Regions from separate parts of the Homo sapiens genome. Here region 2 is linked to region 1. Evidence: chromatin contacts called from ENCODE Hi-C or POLR2A ChIA-PET data. All regions are on one chromosome and are shown on one strand. The core of a region is the stretch at or near the end of the contact, and the rest is flanking DNA. Distances in the headings are between cores, read along the strand shown.

What was found. A loop is a pair of places that touch in the nucleus more often than their neighbours do. ChIA-PET counts read pairs that join two places held with the same protein, here RNA polymerase II (POLR2A). Pooled maps may share reads with other maps.
Region 2: a pooled map shows a loop between it and region 1 (4-fold over the local background). The contact joins the promoter of FGD1 here to the promoter of FAM120C in region 1. A Hi-C loop is called at or near these places in 7 of 50 pooled maps. POLR2A ChIA-PET finds 5 or more read pairs at or near these places in 3 of 52 experiments (GM12878, PC-9 and activated B cell).

The regions. Positions count from the first base shown.
Region 1 is chrX:54,179,149-54,185,403 of GRCh38, reverse strand. FAM120C (family with sequence similarity 120 member C) reads left to right here and starts at 2,150. Exons shown (of 16, transcript NM_017848.6): 1 at 2,150-2,904. The coding sequence starts at 2,206. RefSeq lists silencers at 1,718-1,817, 2,388-2,597, 2,608-2,657.
Region 2 is chrX:54,493,712-54,500,733 of GRCh38, reverse strand. It overlaps FGD1 (FYVE, RhoGEF and PH domain containing 1), which reads left to right and starts at 4,500. Exons shown (of 18, transcript NM_004463.3): 1 at 4,500-5,608. The coding sequence starts at 5,302. RefSeq lists a silencer at 4,388-4,437.

The DNA of each region.
Region 1 (6,255 bases), core at 901-3,400:
GTCTGTAGTCCCAAGCTACTCAGGAGGCTGAGGCTGAAGTCGAGGCTGCAGCGAGCTGTAATCACACCACTGCATTATCTGGAAGCTGGGAATTGAACACAATGAAGACTCTATTTCTCACCTTTGTTCTTCTCTGAAAGTCTGCATTTTTTCTCTCTTTCTGCAGACCAGCATCTTTCACTTCTGTCCCTCTGGTGGGAAAATTGGTTGACAGCTTCCAAGCTTTACACTTAGAGAAAAGCTGGTATCTCTTGTCTAATTGCAAATTTCTAGAAAATGAGATTTTGATTGCCCCAGGTTGGATTAGCTGCCCACCTCTGACCCAATAAGCTATGGTTATAGGAACACGACAGTTTTTGCCATAACCCTATAAATGGGGGAAGGTGGAGGGTCAATTCCCGGAAAAGAGGGGCTGGGCAGACCGTCCCACACGTGTCCATTATACTAAAAAACCTCCATTCCTTCCATCCTTCATCCCTTCAAGCCACTGCTCTCTCCTTTCACTGCTTGCTTTCAAGAGTTAACTATGTACACTGCCTTGCCATCTACTTATTCTTTGACAATCTGGCTTGTTCCATCTCCACTATTTTATAATTTCTTTTATGTAGCTTGAAGCTTTTTTGCTTTTGCATCCTAATAGAGTATTCCCCTATCTCATTCATCCCGATCACTCTTGGGTTCTGCACTTCTGCATTCTAACTCTGCCTGCCATTATCTCCCATCTTCCAGTAAGTTCCAAGCCAGATCTGGCTACTACTCATTTCAGATCTTGTTTTCTGCTTTATTCCTGCTGAAAGAGTGGGCCGGCCCTAAAAGCCAGAAAGAAGACAGGCACTGCATCTGTTTCATCTCAGTATGTTGAAAATACATTTTTCAAAAGATTATGACTCCATACATCTGAAATTAGAGCCCTTGCAGCTATTTAGAAAAGCTCCCGACAGACTAAAACACAATGAAGTTTGGAAACCAAAGGCCCTAACCATAGGACATAGTGGATCTAGGAGTACCAAAAAGGTACAATTTGTAATGTAATTTGTGTTGGTAATTATCTCCCTGCCCAAAGAGATGCTGAGGGCAAGGATATTCGATTTAACTTTGTCTCTGCATTGCCTTAGGCAAGTAAATAATGTAAGTTTCTTTTTATTTATTTATTTATTTTTGAGACGGAGTCTGGCTCTGTCACCAGGCTGGAGTACGGTGACATGATTTTGGCTCACTGCAACCTCCGCCTCCCAGGTTCAAGCGATTCTCCTGCCTCAGCTTCCCCAGTAGCTGGGATTACAGGCACGTGCCACCACGCCCGGCTACTTTTTGTATTTTTAGTAGAGACGGGGTTTCACCATGTTGGCCAGGATGGTCTCGATCTCCTAACCTCGTGATCTGCCCGCCTCGGAGGGATTACAGGCGTGAGCCACCGCGCCCGACCAGTTACGTCTTTCTTAATTGGGACCAACAGCTCTTTAAATATTATCTTTCCACTAAGGGGAAAATCCTCCCTCCTGGGGAGTTTTAGCTCACTTTAGCTGAATTCAGTCAATCCACTCTAACTTCCATTCCCATGATGCATCAATCCATCCCCCAAAACTCTTTTTCCAGGAAAAAGCAGTAAATAACCTAAGCAACTCAGTGAGATGCAAGGAGTTGGAGTGCAACTCCTAAACACTCATCATCACGCCCCGCTTCCTGTGACCCTGTGAGCACAAGGGCTGAGAAGGGTGGTAGTCTGGTTCCTCGACTATATCCTAAGGCCATAGAGAAGACTACAACTACCAAGATGCCCCTCTCCCCGCCCCGCCCCGCCCCTCCTCGCTCCCCTTCCTCCAGCTAGAAAGCGTGTACCACCGAGAAGACGAGGCAACATGGCTCCCGGAGGTGGAAGAAAGAGGCTTCACCCCTTCTAAAGCGGGAAGAAGAGCGGCCGGAAAGGAGAAAAAAGAGAAGTGACTAGAGCCCATCCTCGCTTTTATCCTCCCAGCCTCTCCCGGGTCCGGTCTGCCCCTCCCCTTCTCTCTACCCAAATCCAATTTGTGGTCTCCTCCCCTCCCCGCCCTCATTCCCTCGCTTCCTCACCCCTCCCCTCGGGAATCCTTTTCCCGCCCCCCCTCGCCCCCCGCGGAGTGCGCACGCGCCCGCCCCCAGCTTCGCGCCCAGATCGTCGCCTATCCTGCTTGCGCAGCCGCTATCGCGTCTGCCCACCGACGAAGCATGGGTGTCCAGGGCTTCCAAGAGTTCCTGGAGAAGCGCTGTCCCGGGGCCGTGGTGCCCGTGGACCTCCTAAAACTCGCGCGCACGGTCTCGCGCCAGCAGCAGCAGCAGCACTTGCACCGCCAGCTGCCGCCGACTGCAGCCCTAGCGCCCGGGGCTCCACGCGCCGCCAGGGGCTCCGTGCCTCTGCAACCGCCGCTTCCGCCCGCTGCCTTGGGTGCCTACTCCGGGGGCGCGGGGCCGACTCGGCACCATCACCCCGCTCACCACTTCCACCATCATGGCCAAGCGCAGCCCGGGCTGCACCCTCCGCTGCCGCCGCCGCCGCCCCCTCAGCTGCCCGGGGCCCGGGTGCTGGTGGACGCCGGCTCGGCGCTGCCGCGGCTCTATGGCGGCTACCAGACGGATTGGGTGTGTGGCGGCCAATGGAACGCCATGCTGGGCTACTTGTCAGCGCTGTGCCAGGCTTGTGCCTATCCTGGCGGCGACGGCCTGGAGCTCGTGGTCATGTTCCCGGGGGGCCTGGGCAAGGACCGGCTGGCCGAGTGGGGCCGTCGGTGCCAGGCCGAGCGGCAGACAGCGCAACTGATCGTGGGACACGTGGGCAACAAGGGCACCCCTCCACCGCGGGCCTGGTTCCTGCCACCGGCCTGCCTGAGCCACTGCGTGAGGCTAGCACTCATCCGCTTCCGGGTCAAGGTGAGGGAGGGGCCGGATCTTAAATAATAAGCCCCACACCTATTCCCTCCCAACTAAATACCTAACCACCTACCCACTTACCCACTACCCTACCTCCCATCTACCCACCCACCTACCCGCCCAACAGCTAACCTACCTGCCTAACTACCCTCTACCATTTTATCCATTTACCTCCCCCTTCATACCACCCCCTACGGATTCACTCACCTACATGGCCATATCTCTACTCATGTCATCCCAGTAGCTCCCTTTAGCTTCCCTTATCCAATTGGCCTACCACTAGGTTTCAGCAGAATCTAGTCAGAATTTCTTTTGTAGCCTCATCTTTCTCCTGGTGTCTTCTGCCTCAAACTGAAATGCCTTTACCCTGCTTTTGCCAGTTGACATCTCTCTCCTGTATCTCTTTCCAACCTCGCAGTAAATCACTTAAGCAGGTGTGAACTGAACACCTTTCTTCTACATTGTTTTTCCGTCTTCACCCACTGCTGCTTTTTTACCCATCTGTGTCCATTCAGCCTTTTTCATTTCAACATGCATCTTCTTCCTCCTGCCTTAGCCTAAACACATAAAAACCCACTGATTCAGTCACTGTTCAGCAAGTATTAACTCACTGAGTGTAAGGGTTTTAAAGACATGTGAGACACTGCTCATGCCCTTGGAAAGTTAAATGTATACACATGAAACATTTAATTATAGCAATGTGTATGTGATTATGCCTTATGGTCCAGACAGTAAGTACAGTTCCTGTTTTCTGTATGTGGGAGTGGTGGGATATCTTTGGACTAAAGTGGTCAGGGGAGGCTTCCCTGAAGAAGTCGGACCTCACCTGGGTCTTCAAAGGTGGATTGGATTTGAATGAGTCACAAGCTTGGGAGGAGGCTGCTTTAAGTGGGAGGAAGAAAATGAGCAGAAGCAAAAAGGAATATTAAGTGTGCAAGGCCCCATAGGCAGTTAAGTCCAATCTGCATGTAGTTGGGTCACTGCATATGGGGCCTGGGGAACAGCTTGGCAGCATCCCCAGTTCTTGGCACCACTGCTGCTGCTCTGTTGCTTTCCCATACTCTTAGGTTTCAAGTTCCTACGTGTAGAGAATAGCAAGGCTTGGGAAGTAAAGGAGGTGGGCAGGAAGAAGAAAAAGAAAAGTAGTACAGGGTTGGGTAGAAAGAAACCGCAAACCTATTTCCCCAACCAAGGTTCTTGGGGGTTGTCCTTACAGTTAGACAGAACAGGGGATTGTGGGAATCACTTAAGAAGTGGTGTCGGCTGGAGTAATGAGGAGGAAAGAAATTTTAGCTCAGAGACTAAAAGACCTAAACAGAGAAGCTTGCAGTGGTTATAGAGCTTGTGGCTAGAGTCCAGTCATGCTAGACTCGTTCTCAGCATCAAATCTGTGCCTAGAGTGCCTAGATTATAGTTGTTTTAATTTAAACTAATCCAAACGTGAGCTATCTCATACAAGGTTAAAAAAAAAAAAAAAGGCACACATTTGCTTGCTCTTCTGACTGAACATTTTAAGGTAGATTCTTTATTCATGGCCATTCTTTCCACTTTGTTTTCACTGCTACCACCCAGGCTTTTAAGGACTTTTTAACCTCGTTGTTATTAACCTGGTTGCTGGCAATAGTGACCACATTGATGGAATATTTACTATGTTTTAGGTGTCGATCTGTGCACTTCTTTTAAAAAAAATTACCTCATCATCCTCGCAATAACCTATGAAAGCAGTATTATCCCTGTTTTCCAAATGAGGAAACTGAGGCACGGGCTTAGAAACTTGCCCAAAGTCACCCAGAGATAAGTGGCAGGGCTGAGATTTGTGCCTATGTGGTCTTCCTCCAAAGCTCATACTCTAAACAACAGTGCTGCTCTAAAATGAATCTTTCTAAAGTGCCACTGTGATTAGATCATTTCCCCACTCAGCTAAACTCTTCCTTGGCTCCTGGGTAAAGACGTGTTCAGGTCATTCACTTACTTTTTTATTTGAGTGCTTGCTGTAGGCTAAGTACTAGCTGCTTGCTGAGGACTGAGAGGTAAATAAGGGGATCCCGTCCTCAAGGAGGACAAGGTTTAGTGAAAGAGATAATAAATTGCAGATACTGTGGGCTAATTGCAAGTGATGAAAAATGTGGCCCCTATAGGGGGCATGGTTAATTTTGAGTAAGGGAGTGAAAGTTGGGGAAGGCTTCACCGATGGTGCTAAGCCATGAAGAGGGCTGTAGATAGTTCAGATAGCGGACAAGGGTGTGGAGACCCGAATAGCCAGTTATGAGCTCTGAATAGATTTTGATTGGAGGTTGGCAGGAGAGTTGAACACTTGAGTATGGGTTTGTGGTTTCCAAAGTTTTTTTTGTTTATATACCCCATCAGTCAAAATCTTTAGAGAAGCAGCCCTTAGTATATTTTTGTCATACTTCACTACACAGTCTCATTTTTAAAATCCCAGCAGTTAATAAAAAAGATGGATTGAATAGATGGATATGTGATAAATCAGGTATAGTAAAAATAGTAGAATCTCAGTCACGGGTATTCAGATGTTCACTGTAAAATTATCTCAACTTTGCCATGTGTTTGAAGTTTTTCATAATAAAATGTTGGGGAAAAATTCCCAGCAGTCCTCTTTAGTCCTTAGAAGCACTCTTGGGGAATGTATAAATCTTATTCCCTGTGCTAGATTATAAACAAACTCTGATCTTTTTGTATTCTCCATAATGTCCTGTGTACTTTGGGTGCAGGGTACATTGTTTTTTTCCATAGTGAATAGGTCAATGATCCTAAGAGAATGGATTGTAGAAGTGACTTTTTAAGAGTGTAGTGTGGCTCTTAATATAATGGATTTAAGACCAGCTCCAAAATTGCATATCTAAAGTGTCTGTCGATGTTACTAATGAGTGAAGTTCTCTCTCGGTTCTGGTCAGTGACTTTTTTGTTGTTACTGGAGTGATAAAGAACTCCCTGGATTGTAGCACAGACTTGAAAGTATTGATTAATAACCGATTGTGGTTTCCCTTTTCAGAGGAGTGTTCTACTGTCTTGAAGGTGGGAATTTTTCACTTGGATGATCTGCATGCCTACTATTTCTTTTGACTGAATGTCAGTGCCTCAGAACAAAACCCACTACTGTATCTCTCCCCTCTTTGGTTTTGTTCTTCAGGCTAGACCACAAGATGGGCCTTTATTCCCAGTCTCATTTTCATTTGTGATACAGAAAGTAGAGGTGGAAGGATTAAATAATAGATAAATTGCTGGGTTGTCTGTTTAGCTTTAGACAACTTCGGACTTCCCATGAAAAGATCCAGTGTGTATTGCTGGGATGAATTTTTTGATTTGGTTGGTTTCATTTATATGCTCTGC
Region 2 (7,022 bases), core at 3,251-5,750, 310 kb before region 1:
CTTTACTGTTTCAGGGTGATTTTTTTCTACTCTTGACTTTTAATGCCATCTCTATGCTGACAACTCTAACTTATATCTGAAACAGACTTCTCCCCTGGGATGTATATACCACTATCTACTTGACTTCTCCACTTGGATATCTCAAGGGCATGTCCAGCTTAGCATATCCAAAACTGAACTCTTGATCTTCCCCTGAAAATCTGTTCCTCTTTCTGTCTTCCTCATCTCAGTGAGTGACTGGCCTACCATCACCAGATCCCTTGGAGTTCCCCCCTTGATTGGAATGGAATCCCTTGATTCCCCCCTCCCCCTCCTTCTCCCAAGCTTTCACACCAAGCCTTCTCAATTCTAAATATCTCTCAAATCAGTCTGCCTCTCTCCATCTCCACTGCCACCTCCTTAGTCAGCTCACCATCATCTCTGGCCGCAGTAGGTTCCTAATCTTGTCCACCTGCAATTCAATCTAGAGCAACCAAAGTCATCTTTGTAAAACGTTAAATATACCCTGTGAATCTCAAGCTTAAAACCTTTCAATGTGTATTTCAGCATTTTGGGGATGTGAGGTATCTGCAAAAGAGATACTATTTCCTCGGGATCCAGTTCACATACGATACAAACTGAAGCATTTCATGAAACATATTTACCCTTCCTACATGATCCTATGATACACTCTTTTTATTAATTAATTTATTTATTTGTTGTGTATGTGAGATGGAGTCTTGCTCTGTCGCCCAGGCTGGAGTGCAGTAGCACGATCTCGCCTCACTGCAACCTCCATCTCCCGGGTTCAAGCCATTCTCCTGCCTCAGCCACTCGAGTAGCTGGGATTACAGGCACGCTCCACCACACTCGGCTAATTTTTGTATTTTTAGTAGACGGGATTTCACCATATTGGTCAGGCTGGCCTCAAACTCCTGACCTCAGGTGATCCACCCACCTCGGCCTCCCAAAGTGCTGGGATTACAGGCGTGAGCCACCATGCCCAGCCCATTCTTATATTTTCTATTCTTAAATTGATTTCAGTACCTTCTCCAGTTTGACCCACATTTAAAAGCACTGCTTCAATACCTTTTCATTGCTTGTAGAATAAAACCCATTCTTCTTAACATGGCCTAAAAAGCCCTGCATAATCTAGCTCCTGCCTACCTTTTGAATCTCATATCCCACCCCTCTTGCCTTCCAAGCACTATGCTTTAGCCATATTAGCCTTCTATAGCTCCTAAATAGGCCATTTCTCTTTCTCCCCAGGGCCTTCCTACTTGCTGTATCCTTTGCCTGGAGCACTTTTGTGTCCACTCATCTGCCAACTCCCACTCCTTCAGGGCTCAGCTTAAATAGCAGCCCTTGCCTGACCCCTCAGGCTAAATCACACCCCCCCACACACACATACCCGTTATTCTCTTTCCTATCACCCTGTTCTGTCCCTTTATAACCTTATCACAATTTGTAATTATGTGTGTTTATGTGTTGTAATTATGTGTTTATTTCACATCCTCTCCAGTACCAGCCAATGAACTCTGAGGACAGTTTTTTCACCATTGTCTTGTTCATGTCTGTCTTATTCACTGCTGCATAGCTAGTGCATCACATGGTGCCTGGCCCATAGTTTGTGTTCAAAAGACATTCGTTGAATGAGCTGAGATCTGAAGAACAAATGAAGTGGAATTGGGGAGATGCAGAGAAAGTTTCACTCAGCGAGAACAGCATATGCAAAAACTTGGAGGCTAGAGAGACTAAGGAATAGTCTAAGAATTTCAGCACGGAAAGGCTGGCAGGGGCACAGATCATGAAGGGCCATTTAACCTTTCCTGTTAAGGAAGGTGGGTTTCATTTTGAGCCAGTAGAGACTCACTGAAGGGTCCTAAACATGGGAGTGATATAATTTGATTTAACTTTTATTTAATTATATATATATATATATATATTTTTTTTTTTTTTTTTTTTTTTGAGACGAGTCTCGCTCTGTCGCCCAGGCTGGAAGCAGCATGATCTTGGCTCACTGCAACCTCCGCCTCCCGGGTTCAAGCAATTCTCTGCCTCAGCCTCCCAAGTAGCTGGGATTACAGGCATCCGCCCCCATGCCCGGCTAATTTTTGTATTTTTGGTAGAGATGGGGTTTCACCATTTTGGCCAGGCTGATCTCGAACTCCTGACCTGAAGTGATCCACCCACCTCGGCTTACCAAAGTGCTGGTATTACAGGTGTGAGCCACCGCACCCGGCCTTATTTATGTTTTCAAAAGATATACACTGCCTATAGTGTAGAGAATAGATTCCAGAGAACAAGACTGAAATAGGGAGGCTGTGACAGTATTGCAGGTTAGAAATGGTTCTGGTCTAAACCAGGGTAGTGGCCCCAGAAATGTAGAGACTACATAAATAGATTTGGTAGGAGGTCAAAATGATGGGACTTGGTGACTGCATGGGTGATGGAGGAGAGAAAAGAATTAAGGGTGTAACCCGGGTTTCTGCTTTGACTGGGGTCATTCACTAAGGTAAGACACAAAGAAGGACAAACAGGTTGGAAGGAGGATGCCTTGAGTTGGGAAGAAGCTGAGGTTTTAGGTGTCTCTGGGATATTCAGGTAGAGCTGCCTAATAACCAGTTGAATGCATGGGTCAGGAGAAATATCTGGTTTTGAGGTATCAATTTGGGAGTCATCAGCAAAGATATGATCATTGAAGCCAGGGGAGCAAATGAGATAAAGAAAAGAGCGGCCTGTAATCCGAGGCTTCTCTTTCCTCAAGTGGATCACTTGAGGTCAGTAGTTGGAGACCTGCCTGGCCAATATGGCAAAACCCCGTCTCTACTAAAAATACAAAAATTATTCGGGCTTGGTGGTGCATGCCTGTAATGCCAGCTACTTGGGAGGCTGAGGCAGAAGAATAGCTTGAACCCGGTAGGCGGAAGTTGCAGTGAGCCTAGATCGCGCCACTGCACTCCAGCCTAGGCGACAGAGCAAGACTCTGTCTCAGAAAGAAAGAAAGAAAAAAAAATCACATGTAGAGAGAGGACAAGAGCGCTCAGGCCAAAGCCCTGAAGAGCACCAGCATAAAGCGTTGGACAAAGAGGAGCCTGGAAAGTAAAAAAAGAATTACTAAGGAAGTAGAAGAAAAACAAGGAAAGTGCAGTGTCATGGAAGTGGTTTAAGGAGGAGGGAGTGGTCAACAGTGCCAAATGCTATCAAGAAACCAAGTAGGATAACCTCTGAAAAGATTCTATGGGGGCTGGGCGCGGTGGCTGACGCCTGTAATCCCAGCACTTTGGGAGACAGAGGCCGGCGAATTACAAGGTTAGAAGTTCGAGACAAGCCTGGCCAGTATGGTGAAACCCCGTCTCTACTAAAAATACAAAAAAATAGCTGGGCGTAGCTACTCGGGAGGCTGAGGCAGAAGAATCGCTTGAACCCAGGAGGCGGAGATTGTAGTGAGCCGAGATCGTGCCGCTGCATTCCAGCCTGGGCGACAGAGTGAGACTCTTGTCTCAAAAAAAAAAAAAAAGAAAAGATTCTATGGGATTTAGTGAGATGTTTCATGGCAGACCCTGATGAGAGAGAGCAGTTTCAAGCAAGTAGTGGAGGCAGATTGGAGTGGGTTGAAAGATAAGTGGGAGGTGGGAAAATGAAGACAGTTGGGTGTAGGCAACTCTTTTGAGAAGTTTGTAGAAGAGAAGAGAAGGAGGTGGTTGGAGAGGCAGAATTCTTGGTAATTGTTTATTTGTTTTTAGATGGAAGAGGTCTATGTTTAGATGCTGTTGGGAAGGAGCAAGGACAAATTCCTAGGCTTCGTAGCAAAAAGTCAAGAGCTTCCTCTACGGTGGCTCTGTTTACTCTCTGCAGCAGGTCAGGTTATTTGCTGAGGGTTACAGGGCAGATGGAGCACTTGGGGTTTGAGGGGAAAGGAGAAGGTTTGAAATGGTCACTGTGGAGAACAGAGGGAGAGCTGACTAGTAGGGTTGTGGGTCAAAACTGAGGGCCTGGTAGAAGCTGGGAACCATGGGTTTATAGTGGCACAAATCTGTGAAGTTGAATAGTTTTCCCCAGCAATGTTTAGCTGCCTGGGCGCAGGCATGGAAAAGGCGGACAGTTGGACCGATTCAAGACTGGGATGTTGCCAGGCGGATGCGACAAATCAGGGAACTGAGGGTATTTAAGAAAGTGACTAAGTAAGGGACCAAGATATCTGGTCTGAGCAAAGTGAAGGAGAATCAGAGACAGGTCCTCTATGAGCCAAGCCCTAGGAACACTCAGGAACATGAAGAAAGGGTTTTGGAAAAGAGAGTGAACGGCAAGCAGAGGGGGGAAGACCTGAGATGGGATGGAAGGGCAGATATGGGGGGAGGGGGTTGAGCCCGGAGACTTGCCTGTGGGGAAAGCAGGCTGAGGGGGAATTTTTTAAGGGGCAGGAGGGCCTTGAGAGCGGTAGCAGCGAGAAGTGAGGCGGCCCCGAGCGAGGGGGCGTGGTCAGGCGCAAATCCCGGGCGAGGGGGCGGGGCCCCGGTAACTGGGTCCCAGTGCCGCTGTGGCTGCGGCTGCCTCTGCGAGGCTCCCGCCTCCCCACCCCCCTTCCCAGGGCTCCTTCCCGCCCGCCGCCGCCGAGACCCAGGCTGAAGCTGGGGAGGACGGTGGAGCCCGGCCCAGGCCGTTCTCCTGCCCCCGCGGCTGGAGCATCGTCTGGGACTACTGGCTGAAGGCGAGCCCCGCAGCCCAAGCGCAGCGCACACGCGCGCCCCCGGCCACCGCCGTTCTCTCTTCCCTCCCCTCCTCTCCCCTCCCCTCTCCTCCGCCCCCGGCCTCGGCTGCGGCGGGAGGAAGAACGCTTCCCAACCAGCCAGGAGAGCCCAGATCTATTCCCATTCGGGGAGAAAGAAGAGACCCCGCACTTGGATCCGACCGACTTCTCGCCCCGGGGCCACGGAAGTGGCTCGCCGTCCACCGGAGAGTCCCCGCCGAGCGTAGCCCTCCAACCCTCGCCCAACCGCAGCCGCATAGACAGCGCTCCCCAGCGGGCCCCCGGCCCCGCCGAGCCCACTCCCCGCGCGGGGCCGGGGCCGGGGCCGGCGATGCCTGGCACGGCAGCGGCGGTGGCCGCGGCTGCTGCTGCTGCTACTGCCACCGCTGCCACGGCTGCTGGCCCGGGCCCGGGCTGGGGGCTTGAGTCTCTGCAGTGGGGCTGAGCCCGCAGTCCCGCCCCCCGATCCTGAGGCCGCTGCTCCGCCGGGCGCCGGGCCTCCTCCGCCCGCGCCTCCGCCCCAGGAGCTGGAGCCAAGCGGGGAGCTCGGGCCCCGCGCCCAGGCCCGGACCATGCATGGCCACCGAGCCCCGGGGGGCGCCGGGCCTTCGGAGCCCGAACACCCGGCCACGAACCCGCCGGGCGCCGCTCCGCCGGCCTGTGCCGACTCGGACCCTGGAGCCTCGGAACCCGGACTGCTGGCGCGCAGGGGCTCAGGTTCGGCTCTTGGCGGCCCACTGGATCCCCAGTTTGTCGGACCCTCGGACACCAGCCTGGGCGCTGCTCCAGGCCACCGGGTCTTGCCCTGCGGTCCCAGTCCACAGCACCACCGGGCCCTGCGCTTCTCTTACCACCTGGAGGGCTCGCAGCCTCGGCCTGGTGAGTGAGCGACTGAGAGAGCATGGGAGCCCGGGCCACGGGCCTGGTACTGGGAGCGGGTTCTTGTTCTCGAGCCCTCTAAGCCCCACCTCGGAACAGGCTCGCTTACCTCGGCCCTTTGGGTTCCCTCAAACCCCTCCTCCTCCCCACGTCCCTTGGCCTTATGTCCAGTCCTTTCAACCTCTGTCCCCATCTCCTCTCTCTGTCCCTTGTGCCCCTCAACCTCTCCAACCCCCTTCTCCTCTGTCTGCTGAGGCTAATGGGAGAGGGAGCACTCGCGAGAAAAAGAGGGAGGATTGCAAGGCAGCAATCCTTGGATATTTGGTTGGGGAAACCAGGGTTTCGTTTGGAGAACAGAAGAAAAAAAGGAGCCTTACATTTGCCAAGCGCCTACATTGTACCAGGCACTGGACTGGGTGCTTTACATGGATTTTCATTTCAGCTTCAGGAACCCTCATGAAGTAGATACCATTAGTCCCATTTTGTAGGGAAGGAAACTGAAGCTCAGAGAAGTTAAGCAACTTGCCCAAGGTCACACAGCTAGTATGGAGCCACGATTCAAACCAGATCTGTTTGTGTCCAAAGTCTGTGGTCTTTCTGCTTCCCCAAACTGAGGCTGGAGACCATGAAAGTAATGCCAAGCCTTCTGCTTATGTGATTTTCTCCTGTACTATTCAGCAGCCCTGGAGTATGAGCGGAAAAAAAAAAAAAAAAAAAAAAAAAGAAAGACGGTGGATTGATCCAAGGTTGAGATTTTGCCAGGTGTGTGTGGCGGGAGAACAAGGGAAGGAAGGAGTAGAAGGTGCTGAGAGAGAAAGGTGGAAGAGGTGGGCCTTGGGAGTCAGGCTAGAGGAGAAGGCTGGAGGGGCTGATAGGTAGGGAGACAGCAGAAAAGCCAACAGAGGCAGAAGCCAGTTGTAGCAGGAGCTGGAGAGCTGCAGGTCCACGAGGTTGGTTGTGATGTGAAATCAGGATGGTTTCTTGGATTTGAAAAGGTGGAGCAGCTTTAAGTCAGGCTGAGGCCACAGACCACTGCCTTTGTGCTACACAGACCTGAGTGTCTGAGGAGCACAGCAGGACCTTCCCCATCTGGGGACATTCTCATACGGGCCTGAGCCCAGGAGCCACAGAAGAAGAGCAGCGCACATCTGCCCTGCCTTCCACTGGGACTGAAGGAGTTGTTAAGCCCTTGGGGGCTCCCGGGTTCACACCTCAGGCTCCACAGATCTCTGGGACCGTGGCCTTGCACCAGGTAGCAGTAGTGAAGTATAAAGCATGGGTAGGATGTGCCTTTTGGTGCCTTCATGACCTTGGGCTAGTCATGGAACCTCTGGGAGATTTCAGGGGGCTCCCTCAGTGTGGGCTGAAGATAACCAGCTGGCAACAGGCCCTTAACACCTTGGCCTGCATGTTA